Linked DNA regions of Homo sapiens: region 1 is linked to region 2. The links are chromatin loops, found by intact Hi-C in ENCODE. Cell type or tissue: tibial artery. All regions are shown on one strand. Links, peaks and the distances in the headings refer to the core of each region. The heading gives the core; the rest is flanking DNA.

Region 1 (9,305 bases), core at 597-8,596, 67 kb after region 2:
CTCACACCGTTTCTGGAAGCCAGGGATCTAGGAAGGATTTCAGTGAATGGTCCTGGCTCAGGGTATCTCATGAGTTTGGAGTCAAGCTGTTGGCCAGAGGTGCAGTTTCACCTGCAGGCTGGAAGATCTGCTTCCAAGCTCACCTGTGTGCCAGATTTCAGTTCCTTGCTGGTGGTGGACTGGAGGCTTCAGTTCCTCACCATATGGGCCTCTCTACAGGGCTGCTTGAGGGTCCTCAAGACACAGCAGCTTTCCCCAGAGTGAAAGCTCCAAGAAAGGGAGTGATCAAGAGGGAAGCTGCAGTGTCTTTTGAAACCTCATCTCAGCCGGGCACGGTAGCTCACGCCTGTAATCCCAGCACTTTGGGAGGCCAAGGCGGGTGGATCACAAGGTCAGGAAATCGAGACCATCCTGGTTAACACGATGAAACCCCATTTCTACTGAAAAAACAAAAAATTAGCCAGGTGTGTTGGCACGTACCTGTAATCCCAGCTACTGTCCCCAGGCAGGAAAATCACTTGAACCCAGGAAGGGGTGGTTGCAGTGAGCCGAGATTGCGTCATTGCACTCCAGCCTGGGCGACAGAGCAAGACTCCATCTCAAAAAAAAAAAAAAAAAAAAAAAACCTCATCTCAGAAGTGATGCCATGTATTCTGTTGGTCACACTGACCAACCCAGTACAGCATAGAAGGGGACTTCACAACAGTGTGAATAACTGAAGGCAAGAATCACTGAGAGGACCACCTTAGAGGCTATCATGTTTGACTGTGCCTTGCCAACTATTAAGCTCTGATCAGATAACAATGGTGATGATGATAATGACTGTTTTTGTTTTTTTTGTGAGATGGAGTCTTGCTCTGTCGCCCCGGCTGGTGTGCAGTGGCGCGATCTCAGCTCACTGCAAGCTCTGTCTCCCGGGTTCACACCATTCTCCTGCCTCAGCCTCCTGAGTAGCTGGGACTACAGGCGCCCACCATCACGCCTGGCTAATGTTTTTGTGTTTTTAGTAGAGACGGGGTTTCACCATGTTAGCCAGGATGGTCTCGATCTCCTGACCTCGTGATCGGCCCGCCTCGGCCTCCCAAAGTGCTGGGATTATGGGCGTGAGCCACTGCAACCGGCCAATAATGACTGTTCACTGAGATCCTACTGATACAGGACAGGCAAAGTGGGGCTTAGTCCATGAGGGTTCTTGGCTTTGTCCAAGAAAGAATTCAAGGGCAAGCTGAGATGGAAGAAAACAGCTTTATTGAAGTGGCAGTGTTCCAGCTCCGTGACAGCCCCAGCAGAGCAGGGCTATCCCACAGGCAGAGAGTGGCAGCTCAGGGCAGTTTTGTAGTCACATTTATACCCACTTTTAATAACATGTAGACTAAGGGGCAGTTTATGCAGAAATCTCTAGGGAAAGGGTAGTAACTTTTGGGTCATTGGGTCATTGCCATGGAAAGGGACAGTAACTCCCAGGTGTTACCATGGCAATCAATGGGAAAGGGACAGTAACTCCCAGGTGTTACCATGGCAATCAATGGTAAACCGACATGTCACACTGGTAAGCGTGTCTGATTGGAAAGCTGCTTCTGCCCTGGTTCTGTTTTAGCTAGTCCTCAATGTGGTCCGGTGCCCGAGCCCCGCCTCTGGAGTCGAGTCCCACTTCCTACCTCACTATTATGCACCAAGCGTTGTGCTGCAGTTCCACATACTGCAATTGTGGGGGAATAATATTATTGGCCTCATTTTACAGAAGAGGAAACTGAGGCTTTAAAAAAGTAGGAAAACTACCCAAAGCCACATAGCAAGGGAGACGCAGAACCAGGATTCAAACTCACAACTCCCAGATCCCACAATTCACTCTCTTAACCAGCTGCGTATACTGGAGCTGGCTTGTCCTGGCCCCTGAGGGACAACTGCAATTTTCAGGAGCCAGGTATTAAACACAGCCATTACTGAAGATTAAACGATCTAAACTTACAATTAAAGAAATCACATTAAAAGCAAAAGTAATAAATATTCCCATCTCATCACTTCCTAATTACTTTGCTACATTTTATTATTTTCCACGGGCTTGCCGTCACTTATGTCTATTATATCTGTGTGGTAAAAATACTAAAGAACAGTAATCTACTGCCCATCTTTCCCCAACTTTGTGTTTAGTGAAAACTAGTTAGAAGCTTACAATTGGCTATGGTGGGAGTATTTATACCACCAAATTGCGCAAATGCTACCAATCAAAGCTTTTTCCCCAAGAAGACGGGGTTGTTAAACATTTTACCAGCACACCATTACAACTAATCTGTTATTTCTCTTGTAAGGACTTCTCTTGCTAAAGACTCCATTCTCTTTTTTTTTTTTTTTTTGAGATGGAGTCTCACTCTGTCGCCCAGGCTGGAGTGCAGTGGCGTGATCTTGGCTCACTGCAGGCTCCGCCCCCCAGGTTCATGCCCTTCTCCTGCCTCAGCCTCCCGAGCAGCTGGGACTACAGGCGCCCACCACCTTGCCCAGCTAATTTTTTGTATTTTTAGTAGAGATAGGTTTTCACCGTGTTAGCCAGGATGGTCTCAATCTCCTGACCTTGTGATCCGCCCGCCTCGGCCTCCCAAAGTGCTGGGACTACAGGCGTGAGCCACCGCGCCCGGCCAACTAAAGACTCCATTCTTCATGAAATCCGAAAACGTAACACTCCCTGTGATGCGTATCAATCCAGATTTCCTTCCTGAAATTTCTGACTTCCTGATGAGGAAGCAAGAAGCATTTGTCTGAACAAAACATCTGAGATTAGAAAACGCAGGGAGAGGGAGAGAAAAGTGAGAGTAACAAAGGGGCCTTCTGATCACAGAAAGCAACGTGAGCTTACTTAAACCTCGGGGACCTCTCAGAAATCCAGATGAAGAAGTACACATGCAGGCCCCGCCCCTGCAGGGTCACTCCTGGTAGCCCAGAACGGGAAATTACCCAAATGTCCAGCCAGACAGGTTAATAAATTATGGAGCACACAAATGTTGCAAGGGCATTAAAAGTGTCATAAAGACATACAAAACTTTCACATTTTTTAAAGGATATAAAGAGAAAGAGGGTTGGCAATTTTGTTTGGAAGAGGGGGGAAAAAGACAAGAAGGAAATGCATTCCAATGCTAGGAGTGGTTTTCATCAATGTGATGTTAGGAGAATGGGTGGGCTTTGTTTTCTTTACATTTTTCTATATGTTCCAAGAATACATTGAGCACACCGTATTTTGTTGGTTGGGGAGACAGGAAAGGAGATTAACATTACTTAACAAAAGCAGATCCCTGTGGAGCACCCAAGCCCTCTGTTCTGCCCCTCCATTCACTCCAGGTCTCTCCCAGAGGCTCCTACTCTGAGACCCAGACTTTGGCCCAGGCTAGATCTATAAAGGAACCATTGTTCTCTGGGTGACATCATTCTGCTGCCAGGAGGGTGAAAGGAGACCTGAAATTGGGTGAGGCCAGCCAAAAAGAAAGCAGCCTGTCCTGCCTGCCTGGCGACACTGTAGCAGAGAATGAAGTGACATCATGCTGGCCTTTGGGGCTGGCTTTAAGTCTAACCCCTTGAATCCAAACCCCAAGGTGCAGCCCGAGACCAGGGCACCTGGCAGGGCTCTAGACATGACGTAGCAGGTGGCAGTTGGCAGTTGGCACAGGCAGTGGGAGATGGGGGAAGGGCACACAGCAGCTGGACCCCAGTTCTTTGAAGCCCAGATCTCCAGGAGAAATGTATTAGTAACAACCTGTGCCTGGCACACAGCAGGCACTCAAGAAGTGGTAGCTAGAGTTGTTATTCTGTTCTTCTCTTCCAACACTCCACACAGAGGCACAGATATAGCTCTCCCTTGCTCAGTACCCTCCAATGCTAAAATCTGACATCCTATCAGAATCCCCCTCCCTGGCCCTATCCGGCCTGGCCCCTGGCCCACCTCTCTGAGCTCACCTCTCCCACTGACTTGTGCTGCTCCAGTCACTCTGGGCTCCTTGCTGCTCCTCAAACACACCAGGCACGAACCTGCCTCAGGGCCTTTGCACTGCCTTTCCTGCTGTCCCAATGTCCCTCCAAACTTTCTGGGGCTCATCCCCTCACTCATGCAGGTCTCTGCTCCAATGTCACCTCCTGAGAAGACTTTCCTGACCACTGTTCCTAAAATACACTCCCATGGGTCCCCATGCCCTGTTACATTTTCTTCAGAGCCCTCACCATTATCTGAGAGTACTTTCTTTGTTCATTCATTGGTTTACTTAATTGTTTAATGTGTCTCCCTGCTCCTATGAGTCCCATGAGGGCAAAGACCCTGCCTGTTTTCTCCTCTACTGAGCACAGTATCTGGTACAAAACAGGTACTCAATTAAAAATTCCTAATGAATGAATGAGTGGTTTTTATTACCATTATACTTCAGATTTTCCATCCTGCCCTCTACAGGGAAAGAACTCCAGGCCTCCCTGGACTAGAATCCTGGCGTCAACTCTGAGATCAGATGAGACTGGGAGCATTCAGGGTGATGTGGCCGTACACTTCTTGTCATCTCTTAAGAGGTGTACACCAGGGCTGTGTCACTTATCCTCTCCAGGCCTCAGTTTACCCATCTATAATATGGAGGTGGTGTCACAGGGTGGACACAAGAATGAAGGACAGTGGATTTCAGGAAGGCAGATACTCTGTGAGCTCCTAGCCACTGTTCTGGGTACTGGCAATATCAAGGTGAACCAGGACGGCCAAAGCCCTGGCCCTCATGGACCTTACATCCTAGTAGAGGAGTCAGAGAATAAACCAGGGAACAAGTGACATGAAATAAGTATAGAATGAGATAGGTCCCAGGAAGAAATGTAGGATGGGTGCAGGGAAACGCAGGGAGTTCACCACAGCCTGGAACGTCGGGAAGCCTCTCTGCAGAGGTGAAGAGAGGGCAAGGGCATTTCAGCAGAGGGAATGGTGATGGCAAAGTCCTGGCGTCTGGAAGGAGCAGGGGGTGACTGACGAAGAGCAGGAGGTCAGAGGGGCAAGGTCAGAGTGAGCATAAAGGACAGAGGTAGGAGCTGATGTTAGCAGGGAGGCAGGGCCAGGTCGCACAGGAAAACTGGGCATCTAAGTCTGGGGTGAGGCAGGGGAATGACCTGATCTCTTGGGTTGTTGGGAGGAGAATGGACTGGATGGGAGGGGCCAGAGTGTAAGCTGTGGGGAGTGTGTGGGGGGCTGACAGTGGCCCCTAAAAAGATACGTTGGCTGGATGCAGTGTCTCACGTCTGTAATCCCAGCACTTTGGGAGGCTGAAGTAGGTGGATCCCTTGAGCCCAGAAGTTTGAGACTACCTTGGGCAACAAGGTAAAACTCTGTCTCTATTAAAAATACAAAAAAATTAGGTAGGTGTGGTGGTGTACACCTGTAGTCCCAGCTACTTGGGAGGTTGAGGTGATCATCCTAGGTGAGATCATCCTAGGTAATCCAGGAGGCTCCCATGTTCAGGGACAAGTGTCCTTACCAGAGACAGGAAAGGAGATGACAGAGAAGAGGAGATAGTGACATGAAGATAGAGGCAGAGATTGGGGTGATGTGGCCACAAGCCAAAGAATGCCTGGAACCACCAGAAGCTGGAAGAGGTGAGAAAGGATGCTCCCCTAGAGCCTCTGGAGGGAGGCGTTGACTGCTGACATTTTTTTTTTTTTTTTTTTTTTTGAGACAGAGTTGCATTCTTGTTGCCCAGGCTGGAGTGCAATGGTGTGATCTCGACTCACTGCAACCTCCACCTCCCGGGTTCAAGCAATTCTCCTGCCTCAGCCTCCTGAGTAGCTGGGATTACAGGCATGCGTCACCACACTGGGCTAATTTTGTATTTTTAGTAGAGATGGGGTTTCTCCATGTTGGTCAAGCTGGTCTTGAACTCCCGATCTCAGGTGATCCGCCCGCCTCGGCCTCCCAAAGTGCTGGGATTACAGGTGAGTCACCACACCCGGCCGACTGCTGACATTTTGATTTTGGACTTCTGGACTCCGGAACTGTGAGAGATGAAGTTATATTAATTTAAGCCACCAAGTTTGTGGTAATTTGTTACAGAGCCGGAGGACCCCAGTAGGGAGAGAGTACTGATGGAGATGGGGCTGAAATGCAGCTTCTGAAGGCAGGAGTTCTATACATCCTTTCCTTGCAATTCTCCCCCACTTGCTGAAGCAGTGTGTCTGTGTGTGTGTGTGTGTGTGTGTGTGTGTGTGTGTGTGTGTGTGTGTGTGTGGTTGGGGGAGATGCTGAGCCCTGCTGAATATTTTAAGCCTCCATTACAGTCCATAATTAACACAGAAGCAAATACTCCCACTCGGCCTTGGGCTGGAGGACTGAACGCTCAGCTCTGGGGCCGATGTTTAATAGTGAATCCCCAGTGCAGGGTGTGGTCATGCTCCCAGCAAGGCCGACACATGCTGGATGGAGTCCCCACTTCATGGATCCCCAGTCCTGTGACTTCCCCTCTCTGTGCTTCAGATTTCTCCATTCACAAAGTATGGGGCTATACCCCACAGGGGCAGCTGTGTGGTTCCTGGCAAGCAGGAGAGGCTCATGGATGTGGGATCCCTGCCCTTCTCCCCATATTTAAGTCACTGGGAGAATATACCCCAGCTACAATTATTGTGCCCCACACCACATTATATACGACAGTGTTCTCAAACCTGGATGGGGGCTGGGAGGGGGCATTGTGATTCTGCCCCCAAGAGACTTGGCAATGTCTGGATATTTTTGGTTGTCACAACTGTGGGATGCTACTGGCTTCTAGTGGGTAGGAACCAGGGATAAGCTTACAATGCACAGACTCTACCCCTTACCCCCCACAGCCATAAACAATTATGTAGCCCAATATATCATTAGAGCTGAGGCTGAGAAACTCTAATATACAGCAATAGTTTGAGGTTAAAGACAGACCCTTGATATTTTAAGATAGTTCTCTCATTTTCAGCACATATATGACATATTTACATTCTGATGTGTTTTATTATCAGCCTCACTAGAAGGCAGCTCTGTGAAGGCAGGAGTTTTGTCTCTTTCGTTCACAGCCATTTCTCCTGCACCAGAGTTGTGGTAGATACTCAGTAAATACTGACTGAGGGGGCCAGGTGTGGTGGCTCACACCTGTAATCTCAGCACTTTGGGAGGCTGAGGTGGGTGGATCACCTGAGGCCAGAGTTCGAGACCAGCCTGGCCAACATGGTGAAACCCTGTCTCTACTAAAAATACAAAAATTAGCCGGGTGTGGTGGAACACGCCTGCAGTCCCAGCTACTCAGGAGGCTGAGGCAGGAGAATTGCTTGAACCCAGGAGGCGGAGGTTGCAGTGAGCCAAGACTGCACCATTGCACTCCAGCCTAGGGGACAGAGCAAGACTCCATCTCAATACGTACATACATACATACATACATACATACATACATACATACATACATACATACTGGTGGAGGGGGTGGGGTACAGTGGCTCATGCTTGCAATCCCCACACTTTGGGAGGCTGAGGTGGGAGGATCACTTGAGGCCAGGAGCTCAAGACCAGCCTGGGCAACATAGCAGGACCCTGTCTCTACACAAAAGAAAAAAAATGGCTGGGTGTGGTGGCACATGCCTGTAGTCCCAGCTATTCCAGAGGTGAGAGGATGGCTTGAACGCAGGGTATCGAGGCTGTGGTGAGCTATGATCGTGCCACTCCACTCCAGCTCCAGTGACAGGGCAAGACCTTGTCTTCAAAATAAGTAAATGAAAATAGGCTGGGCACAGTGGCTCATGCCTGTAATCCCAGCACTTTAGGAGGTTGAAGCGGGTGGATCACTTGAGGTCAGGAGTTCGAGACCAGCCTGGTCATCATGGTGAAACCCTGTCTCTACTAAAAATACAAAAATTAGCCAGTGTTGTGGAGGGCACCTGTAATCCCAGCTACTGGGGAGGCTGAGGCAGGAGAATCACTTGAACCTGGGAGGTGGAGGTTGCAGTGAGCCGAGACTGTGCCACTGCACTCCAGCCTGGGTGACAAAGTGAGGCTCTGTCTCTAAATAAATAAATAAAAATAAATACTGGTTGAATGAAAATATGAGTGAATTAATGAAGACATGCAAGTTATATGCACCTGATGCTTAGCATGGAGCCCTGCACACAGTAAATACAAACACAGGTTGATCAGGCTCTTACTCTGCTTCCCTGAGGCACCAGTCTAGCCTTCTAGGAAGGTAGGACTCACATTACAGTCTGAGCCCCCCAAAAAGCAACGTGGAACGAACATTTATTCAGCACCTCCTGCATGCCAGGGCTATGCTTGCTCTTAGTCCACTCTGTCCCATTGAACCACCCACCAGACAAGTCCCAGCTGAATCTCCATGTTTCAGATGAGGGCACTGAGGCTGCAAGAGGTGATTTAAGCTGCCCAAGGTCACTCAGTTTGCACGTGGTGAGTTGAGACTCAGGCCTAAGTCTGTCTGACTCCAAAGCCCTCCTTGGTGCGGCACCCCATGGCCTCAGAGACCCCCCACTTCCCGCTTTTATTCCAGTCTTGGCCCCTGTGCCACTGCCATTGTTCCTGGGTTCTGGAATTTTCTGTCTGGCCTCTAACTGGAGTCCACCTTGTCTCCTCGGCTAAACCTGGAGTACCAGGCGTGTTTCTCAGGCTCACATGGGAGTGCAGCATAAACGTGCCTCTTCCTGCCTTTGTGGCTCAGAGACAAAGCATTTGTTTTCCCTCTTTCCCCCTTTTATCCCTTGGACACAGAAGCAGGCAGGCCATTAGCAAATTACTTCAAGGCTGGCTTTAGAAAACATTTCAGGGCACGCCTTTGAGGGTTATTTTGTGCCCGCAATAGATTCTTCTACACTGCTCTGAGTAAATACAAGCCGGAGGCAGGAACCAGGATGAAATGAATGGATTATTTAGATAAATCATGTACAAGGTCAGAAAGACTAAAATCCTGCCCCCTCCCAGCCCCAGCCACGGATACTGCTGTTGTCCCAAACTCTTAAGTAATTGTCTGTGGCTTTAAAAAGTTTCTTCCCATAAAACGAATATTTAAGTGAAGTCCCTGAGTAAAAAGGGCGTGTGTGGGTTTTCCAGCTCATTGAAAATCTTTGAAGTGATGGTTTGAGAGGAAAGGTTTGGTTGCCACAAGAACTAATTTTTAAGCACCACAAGCTAAGAACGGCCACGCTCACCACACATTTACCAGCACATCAATGCACGATCATCCCCATTTCACAGAGGAGGAAATCAAGGCACAGAGAGGGAAGGAGTCTGTCCAAGATCACACAGCTGGGAAGCGGCAGAGCCAGGACTCAACCCCTAGGCA
Region 2 (9,305 bases), core at 428-8,427:
AGAATCTAATGCCTGATGATCTGTCACTGTCTCCCGTCACCCCCAGATGGAACCATCTAGTTGCAGAAAAACAAGCTCAGGGTTCTCACTGAGTCTACTGTGAGTTGTAGAATTATTTCATTCTAATTACAATGTAATAATAATAGAAATAAAGTACACAATGAATGTAATGTGTTTGAATCATCACAAAACCACCCCCCTATACCCCTGGTCTGTGGAAAAATTGTCTTTCACAAAACTGGTCCATGGTGCCAAAAAGGTTGGGGACCGCTGAAATAAATCACGATATATCTGTTCTATGAGATAAACTGCAGTTATAAAAATTTATCTTGGTTGGACACAGTGGCTCATGCCTGTAACTCCAACACTTAGGGAGGCAGAGGCAGGAGGATAGCTTGAGCCCAGGAGTTTGAGACCAGCCTACGCAACACAGTGAGACCCCATTCTCCACAAAAAGCAAACAAACAAACAAAAAATTCGTCCTATATAAAATTATTTCCATCCATCCATTTGTCATGCAAATAGCTATTCATCCTTCCATCTCTCTATCCAGGTAAGTGTCTGTGATGGTTAGTTTTATGCATCAACTTAAACCTAATGTGTACCCAGATATTTGGTCAGACACTATTCTAGATGTTTATGCAAAGATATTTTTTCTTAGATGAGGTTAACATTTAAATCAGTAGGCGCTGAGTAGCACAGACTACCCTCCGTGATATAAAAGGGCCTCATCTACTCAGTTGAAGGCCTGAATAGAAAAAGACTGGCCTCGCCAGGCACGGTGGCTCACGCCCGTAATCCCTGCACTTTGGGAGGCCGAGCTGGGCGGATCACGAGGTCAGGAGATCAAGACCATCCCGGCTAACACGGTGAAACCCTGTCTCTATTAAAAATAAAAAAAAATTAGCCGGGTGTGGTGGTGGGTGCCTGTAGTCCCAGCTACTCAGGAGGCTGAGGCAGGAGAATGGTGTGGAGGCAGGAGAATGGTGTGAACCCAGGAGGCGGAGGTTGCAGTGAGTGGAGATGGCTCTGCTGCACTCCAGCCTGGGCGACAGAGCAAGAATCCGTCTCAAAACAAAAAAACAAAAAAACAAAACAAAAAAAAAAAAAAAAAAAGAAAAAGACTGGCCTCCCAGGAAGAAGAGGGAAGCCTTTTGGACTTCGACACTTCCTCACATCCCCAGCCTGCTGGTCTACTCTGCAGATTTGGGACTTGCCTGCCTCCACAATCACATGAGCCAATTCCTTAAAATCAATCTCTATACATACATACGTGTGTCTACATGTGCATACATATCTATATACGTACATGTATATACAGCTGACCCTTGAACAACACAGTTTGAACTGTGTGGGTCCACTTGGATTTTCTTCTGCCTCTGCCGCCCCTGAGGCAGCAAGACCAATCCCTCCTCTTCCACCTCCCCCTCAGCCTACTCAATGGGAAAACAATAAGGATGAAGGATGAAGACCTTTATGATGATCCACTTCCACTTAATGAACAGGAAATATATTTTCTCTTCCTTATGATTTTCTTAATAACATCTTTCCTCTAGCTTACTTTATTGTAAGAATATATAAAATATAACATACAAAATATACGTATGTGGTTATGAGTGAGGCTTCTGGTCAACACTAGGCTATTAGTAGTTAAATTTTAGAAAGTCAAAAGCTACATGCAGATTTTTGACTAAGTAGGAAGTCAGTACCCCTAATCTCTGCCTTGTTCAGGGATCAACTGTATTATTTACACACACACACACACACACACACACACACACACACACACACACACCCGATTGGCTCTGTTTCTCTGGAGAACTCTGAACAATACAATGCCCATAAGACATACAGCATACAGAGCTGCCTTTTGTTTATCAAAGGTCAACAATAATTGTTTTGGGGAGGTGAGATTTGTTTAAACTGTTTGTTTGTTTGTTTTGAGACGGAGTCTCTCTCTGTCGCCCAGGCTGCAGTGCAGTGGCGCCATCTCGGCTTACTGCAAGCTCTGCCTCCTGGGTTCACGCCATTCTCCTGCCTCAGCCTCCCGAGTAGCTGGGACTACAGGCGCCCGCCACCACATCCGGCTAATTTTTTTGTATTTTTAGTAGAGATGGGGTTTCACTGCGTTAGCCAGGATGGTCTTGATCTCCTGATCTTGTGATCCGCCCACCTCAGCCTCCCAAAGTGCTGGGAGTACAGGTGTGAGCCACCATGCCCAGCCTGTTCAAACGTTTTTAAATGGAAGAACACATACAGAAAGGTACTCAAATCAAAATGTGCACAGCTCAATGAATTTTCTCAAAGTGAATACATCTGAGTAGCCACCATCTACATGGTACTACTTTTGACTTTTATTTTTTAACCTTCTTCTTAGCAGTTTTCTGTGTTCTCAGAATTTCTTATAATGAGAACACAACATTTTAATAAAAAACAATAAAGTCAGGCCAGGCACGGTAGCTCATGCCTGTAATCCTAGCACTTTGGGAGGCAGAGGATCATCCAGGAATTCGAGACCGGCCTGGGCAACATGGCGAAATCTTGTCTCTACAAAAAAATACAAAAATTTGCCAGTCATGGTGGCACACAACTATGGTTCCAGCCACTCATGGAGGCTGAGGTGGGAGGATTCACCTGAGACTGGGGAGGTCGAGGCTATAATCATGCCATTGCATTCCAGCCTGGGTGACAGAGTGAGACCCTGTCTCAAAAACAACAAAAAACAATAAAGTCACCATTGTTTAAAACTTTATTCAAGAAAAAAAAAATCACGTTTATGAAGATTGTTAAATGGGCACGGGAAAACATTCATATGGAACATGGAGCAGGGGAATCAAACTACGCAAACGTCGTGATCTCAGCTACATTACAAAGAAAAAGAAAATGGAAGGAGAGATGCCCAGATATCAACAGTCATGGTCTTTGCACAGTAGGATCGTGGATGATTTTCTTTTCCCCTTTGTATTCTTTTTGTATTTTCTACAGTCACTGCTTTTATAATCAAACACACATGCACACAGGACGTGACTGATTCTGTTCTCAGAGAAAGCTCCTGAGACCCGTGGCCCTGGAGGGGTCGGAAAAGATGCTGGCCTGTTGGTGGTACAGTGGGGGTCTGCACCTGAGGGGGTGAGAGATTAGGTGACTCTGGAGTCTAGGGGCAGGCCTTCAACTGCTATGCCTGCCAGCCTAGGAATGAGGAAGAAGAGGGCCCCCTGGGCAGATGGGGGTCTAGGGTACTCCAGACTTCAGCCAAGCTTTGCCTAATAGTGGTGACACAAGCCCAGGCCTCCAGAGGTGCCTCTGAGGCCCTAGTCTGGGGGTTTCTCCAGCCACAGAGAAATGCTGGAGCCCTCCACTGACTCTGGAGCCAGAATTCTGGCATTACCAGAGCAGGGAGGCACTGTCTCAACTATGGCCCTGTCTTTCTCTAATGTCTCACCTTCTGGTTCCCACAGCCCACTCTGCGCTATGTATTTTACACTGCCTGAGGCTCCCAGGTACATCTGGCCTCCAGGCCTTTGCATGTGCAGTGGCTTTAGCCTGGGATCCCCTCTCACTGCCCGTGGTCCAGCTAAGACCCAATTGTCCACCATGATTCAGTTCAAGTATCTCCTTCTCTTGGAAGCTTCTTTTTTTTAATTAGAGAGGCAGGGACTTACTGCATTGCCCAGACTGGAGTGCGGTGGCACGATCATGGCCTCCATCTCCTGGGCTCAAGGGATCCTCCCACTTCCACCTCTGGAGTAGCTGGGACCACAGGCATGTACCACCACAGCCAGCTAATTTTTTTTCTTTATTTCTTTTTTTATTTTTCGTGACAAGGTCTCATTCTTTAGTCCAGGCTGGAGTGCAATGGTGCAATCATAGCTCACTGCACTCCAACCCCTGGCCTCAAGTGATCCTCTCACCTCTGCCTTCCAAAGTCCTGGGACTATAGACGTGAGCCACTGCACCCAGCTGGAAGTCTTTTCTGCCGCCCATCCTCAAGTGTGCATTATGAGCCCTTCACCTGCCTCCCTCCATCACAGGGGTCAGAGAAAGGGCCAGAGAGTAAAATATTCCTGATTCTGTGGGCTGTGGGACATCTGTGCTACTTCTTAACTCTGCAGTGGTAGCACTAAAGCAGTTATGGACAATACATAAATGAATGCATGTGGCTGTGTTCCAATAAAGCTTACTTACAAAAACTGATGTGGGCTGGATTTAGCCTGTGGGCCATAGCTTACCCACTCTTGCTCTGATCCAACCAGCACTTACTATCATTACAACTCTAGCATCAGGAACAATCCCTAACTTTCATGGATTAACAGTGCTCATGATAAGATTTCCACTCTGCTTCACTGAGTACTTCTACATCCCAGGGCTCAGGCACAGGGCTTTAGACACACTCTTGTTTCATCCTCATGACCACCTCGGAAGGTTAGGAGGTTAGAAAACCCACTTTACAGTTGAGGAAACTGAGGTTCAGGAGGTCAAGTACCTTTTCCCACATCATGCAGCTCTTAAGCAGCAATGGTGGAATTAAACCCTGGCTGTGTGACCTTAGATCCCCTGTTCTTAACCTCCACCTCCAGCTGCTGAAACACCCCTCTGAGAGCCTGAGAGCCTCTTGGGGGGCAGAAGCTGCTTTGTGCTCGTCTCTACACAGAACAGCCCAGGATCGGGATAGCTGTTCCACGAAGGGAGTGAAACCGATCTCATTCAACCTGGCCGTGCCCTTTGATCCACCTTCCCAGGTCCTCCAGATCTCTGATAATAAAGATACTTCCCCAAAGGGGAAGAGGAGGGAGAATGCCTCAGTTTCCCCATCGGTCTGGAGAGGGCTAAACTAGATCAGTAGTTCTCCAGCAATGGTGCCCTGGCGTTCCATGTAGCAGGTGGCAGTGGGCGGGGAAGAGGAGAGGCCAGCTGGCCTGATTCCTGGCCTCCTTCCCCGGCCTCTGTTGTACTTTTTAGGTATCTGAGTATTGAGAATTCTCATGAACAAAGCTTCTGCTGCTAGAGAAAATTAAAAAGTTGTAACTCTCTTCTATTCAGCTCTAAAACCTATGCGAGCACCTCTCTAGAAGTATAGCCTGAGTTTGGAAGGAGAGGGACCCCCATTCCCCAAGACCCCTCACCTCTCATCCTTGTCCATGCTGGAAGGCAGCACGCGACTGCCCAGCACCCCAGGCTGGAAGGGGGACTTGGGGCTCTTGGGTTGGGGTGCCCAGCTGGGGGTCTCGCCAGGACTGTCCACCTCTGGCCTCTTGTGCAGCTGAGCCTGGGGAGAAAAGAGAGCTGAGTCTATAAGCTGCCCTTTGTCTGGGGAAGGGCCCCCTCCCATGCAAATGTCAGGTACAATGAGCCTTCTGCAAACACTCGGGGCCCCCTGAATCGGAATAAACCCAGACAGGAAACATGGGGGCTGAGAAAAGTCAGATGTCAGTCTGGCATTCCAAGCAGCCACCCTCGACCCCCAAGATCGAATCACCACCCAAACCCCACATAATCACATTCTCTTTTGCTGAAAAGCCACCATTTGTAGTGTGCTCAGCACACGGCATGCCACCCTGAGAACTCTACATGGAGAGAGCAGCTCCCTCCATCCAACAGCTGCAGCTTAGCTCCGTTCAGTTCCTTACTCCTGGAGCCATGTAAATAAAATGAAGTTTTCGACAGTCTATTAGAGTCCCATAAGAAAACCGGAGGGCAAATATCCACCCATTTTTGGAGGGCATGTTGGGAATGGAATACAATGGTGTGCATAAAGTTCCCTTGCGGGACCTGAGGTGTGAGTGGTGGCAAGTGGCTTCTCTCTCCCAGGCCGTGTTGGGTCAGCCCCCAGCAACAGCAGTCATTACCATTGTCCACTGATAGCTTCTGTGCACTGATCACCCATCACTTTTGCTCTACCAGGCTCAAGAAATATGACAAATGTGAGTTCGTTCCATGTGTGTATGATTCTTTTAGGGCAGATCCTGGCTTTCCCCATTTTACAGGGCGAGAGAGCCCAAAGCTCAAAGGTCTAGCCCGAAGTCACACAGCTTTTATGAACTGGGATTCACACCGGGTCTGCCCGCAGCCCAACTCCAGGGTTCTTTCCAGGACAAGCCCTGCAACCTCCCCTGGTTGTTAATAATCGCCTAGCACTGCTGTGGTAGAGATTGAAGTTTAAGCTAACACTGATGAATGAATGGCCAGAGCCCCGTTTTCACAGAGCACAGTGGACTGGAGCTGTGTTCTGGAATCCCAAGATCTGCCTCAGCAGTTACTCGGTGCATCCACATGGGAGCCCCAGGGCCTCCATCTCACCTACACCCAGGGCCTGTGGCTGTCTGCCTCCTGCGTTAGGCTACCTTATAAGATCATTTGCTTTGTGGCAAGAAAGAAAATGAGGGAAGGAAGGAAGGAAGGATGGGAGGGAGGGAGGGAGGAAGGCCAGATGCGGTGGCTCACGCCTGTAATCCCAGCACTTTGGGAGGCCGAGGCAGGCGGATCAGGAGGTCAGGAGATTGAGACCATCCTTACTAACATGGTGAAACCCCGTTTCTACTAAAAATACAAAAAATTAGCCAGGCATGGTGGCCGGCGCCTGTAGTCCCAGCTACTCGGGAGGCTGAGGCAGGAGAATCGCTTGAACCCGGGAGGCGGAGCTTGCAGTGGATCACACCACTGCACTCTAGCCTGGGTGACAGAGAGACTGTCTCAAAAAACAAAAAAAGAAGAAGGAAGGAAGGAAGGAGAGAACAAGGAAGGAAGGAAGGAAGGAGAAAGAGAAAGGAAGGAAGGAAGAGAGGGAGGGAGGGAGGGAGGGAGGGAGGGAGGGAGGGAAAGAAAGTCAGAAAACCTCTAACCTAGTTCTAGTGACTGAAAGATGTTCACACTGTAAGGGCCTGTAAAATCAATTACAGACACAAGCACGCATCCACTACTGACTGATTTTCTATTCGTGGAAGAAATGACAGAAAAGCAAAACTTCCGTCTACTAAAGGAGCAACAGAGTCACGGCGCTCCCACATGGGGATTGTGTGGCCTGCATGGCATACACAGAGTTGAGAAATTCCACCAACAATTCAGGCTTGTCTGCCTTCATTTCTTCTTCAATAAAAGGGGAACGAAGAGCTACCTTTTGCAAGGTTGCTGGAGCATAAAGTGAGTTTGCAAGCACATGATGTCTGAAACAGGGGGGCAAAAGGGCCTCTTTCCTCACCCAAATTAAGTGCCATTTGGTTCCAGGACTATGAGAGACACTTGTGAGAGCTGGACGTGGGGAGGAGGGAGGCAGCTCAGCCTTTCCCTCAGCATTGCATAATACAGTTGGCATTCTGGTGCAATTTGGGAGACTGGGACTTGGTTCCAGCACTGGCTTCCTGTGTCATCTGGTACTGAAATGATCATTTTCTGTGCCTGCCTTCCACAGCAGACCGGATTCCTCAAGGGCTTCAGGAGCCTGGGTTTGTTCACTCCTGCTTCCCTGATGTTCAGCACTGGTGAGCGTCACCAGTTGGATTCTCAGCCCACTTTACAGATAAGCAAACCAAGGCTTAGCTATGACACCAGAGCAGCAGGTTTGGGGGCGGAGGAGAGTCAGAAAGTGGAGATTAAGCAACACAGGGCCACTGGTGAAAGCCAAGTAAGTTGGTAGTATTGTTAATGGTAGAAGCCAATTTCCTAATTTTGCCAATGTGCTATGGTCATGTGAAATACTATCATGTGGGTGAAGCTGAGTGAAGGGTATGGAGAAACTCCCTGAGTTATTTTTGCAACTCCGTTTGAAACTTAAACTATTTCAAAAATGGAAGGAATGAAGGAAGGAGAAGGAAGGAAAAAAAGAAGGATAAAAAAGGATGGACAAAAAAGGAAGGAAGGAAGAAAAGAGAAAGGGAGGGAGGAAAGAAAGAAGAGAAAGGGAGGGAGGAAAGAAAGAAGAGAAAAGGAAGGAGAAAGGGAGGGAGGAAAGAGAAAGAGGTAGGAAGGGAGGGAGGAAGAAGGGACAAAAGGAAGGAGGAAGACAGGGAGGGAGGAAGAAAGGAAGGAAGGACGGAAGGAAGGAATATGTTTGTTTTTTGTTTTTTTTTTGAGATGGAGTCCCGCTCTGTCGCCCAGGCTGGAGTGCCGTGGCGCAATCTCGGCTTACTGCAAGCTCCGCCTCCCAGGTTCAAGCCATTCTCCTGCCTCAGCCTCCCAGGTAGCTGGGACTACAGGCGCCCGCCACCACGCCCGGCTAATTTTTTTCTATTTTTTAGTAGAGACGGGGTTTCACCATGTTATCCAGGATGGTCTCGATCTCCTGATCTCGTGATCCGCCCAACTCGGCCTCCCAAAGTGCTGGGATTACAGGCGTGAGCCACTGCACCCAGCCGGAATCTATTCTTTACACTGCTAAGGTTGAGGATCATGCCCACCAGGTGACTCTTGGTGAGAGGTCTGGTACCTTTAGCACTGCCGGATCCATGCCTGGAAACGCAGGCATCCTCTGAGGATGGCTGACAGGGGTCCTCTCAGCTTTGGATGCCGTCTCCTCCTCATCCGACTCCTCCTTCCTGGGTGATTTCTCCTCTGTTGCAAAGAAAAGGGCACTGAATTCATCAGCAGCTGCCATGTATTGAGGTCCTACATGCCAGATAATTTGCACACAGTATCTCATGCAATGCTCACATCAGACCTGCACAGAAGACGCTATGGCCCATTTTACAGATGAGGACCACCAAGGTGCCTGCTTTCATGCTCTCTCTTCTCACAACTCTGCTTCTTGCCAGAAGATACTGACAACAGGCAGAGTAGGTTTTCTTTTGCGGGAGGACAGAGGCAAACCCATCTCCTGGGCCCTTGGCTCATTCCAAGTCAGGGAATAGAAGGAAATCTTTGGCAGAGGCAGGAAAGTAGATAGGAATGCTTTCAGCCAACAATGCACCGAGGTTATGCTCTCAGAGGAGAATGTGGAGAGCTTCATGTGTCTTGTGGAAAGGCGGCCCAAAGGTGGACCAGGAAGCCATTTTCCTTGACCCCAACTCCCCTATCCAGGACTTAACCCCAGACCCGTGCTTGAGGCTGAGCTGATCACTCAAGCTTTTGGGTGATGGGCTGCCTATCCCACTCTTCCAGGAGTGATATGGGAGGAGTTTCTACTTCTCTGAGACCAGGATGCTGGCATGGGCACAGTGAGGATTGGAGGAGGGGGCGGGGATGAAAGAGGCAAGACCTGGTGCTCTGGAGCCCTTGGGCTACCCGAGGAACTGAGGTACGCTAAGAAAACACAGACCCAGCCTTCCCCATCCAGCCCCTGGCCGGCTCCTCCAGGCTGATGGGAGCCAGAGGTG

Evidence for each region. A loop is a pair of places that touch in the nucleus more often than their neighbours do. Peaks named below come from ENCODE experiments on the same cell type or tissue, not always from the same donor. Only the 100,000 strongest peaks of a DNase experiment are listed, where the experiment ranks them.
Region 1: a loop joins it to region 2, with 17 times the contacts of the local background. A loop is called at or near these places in 42 of 110 quality-filtered maps.

Annotation. Positions count from the first base shown.
Region 1 is chr22:25,114,511-25,123,815 of GRCh38, reverse strand. All of the region lies in intron 6 of KIAA1671, which reads right to left. Among named protein-coding and RNA genes, the nearest start is that of KIAA1671-AS1, 6.5 kb to the right of the region's middle. In tibial artery, for the core only: no CTCF peak of the experiment used is centred there; a DNase peak (open chromatin) is centred at 3,578; H3K27ac peaks cover 1,772 bases.
Region 2 is chr22:25,180,938-25,190,242 of GRCh38, reverse strand. KIAA1671 reads right to left here. Exons shown (of 13, transcript NM_001145206.2): 10 at 8,420-8,544; 11 at 5,124-5,266. Among named protein-coding and RNA genes, the nearest start is that of CRYBB3, 14 kb to the left of the region's middle. RefSeq lists an enhancer at 2,443-2,612. In tibial artery, for the core only: no CTCF peak of the experiment used is centred there; no DNase peak of the experiment used is centred there; H3K27ac peaks cover 1,577 bases.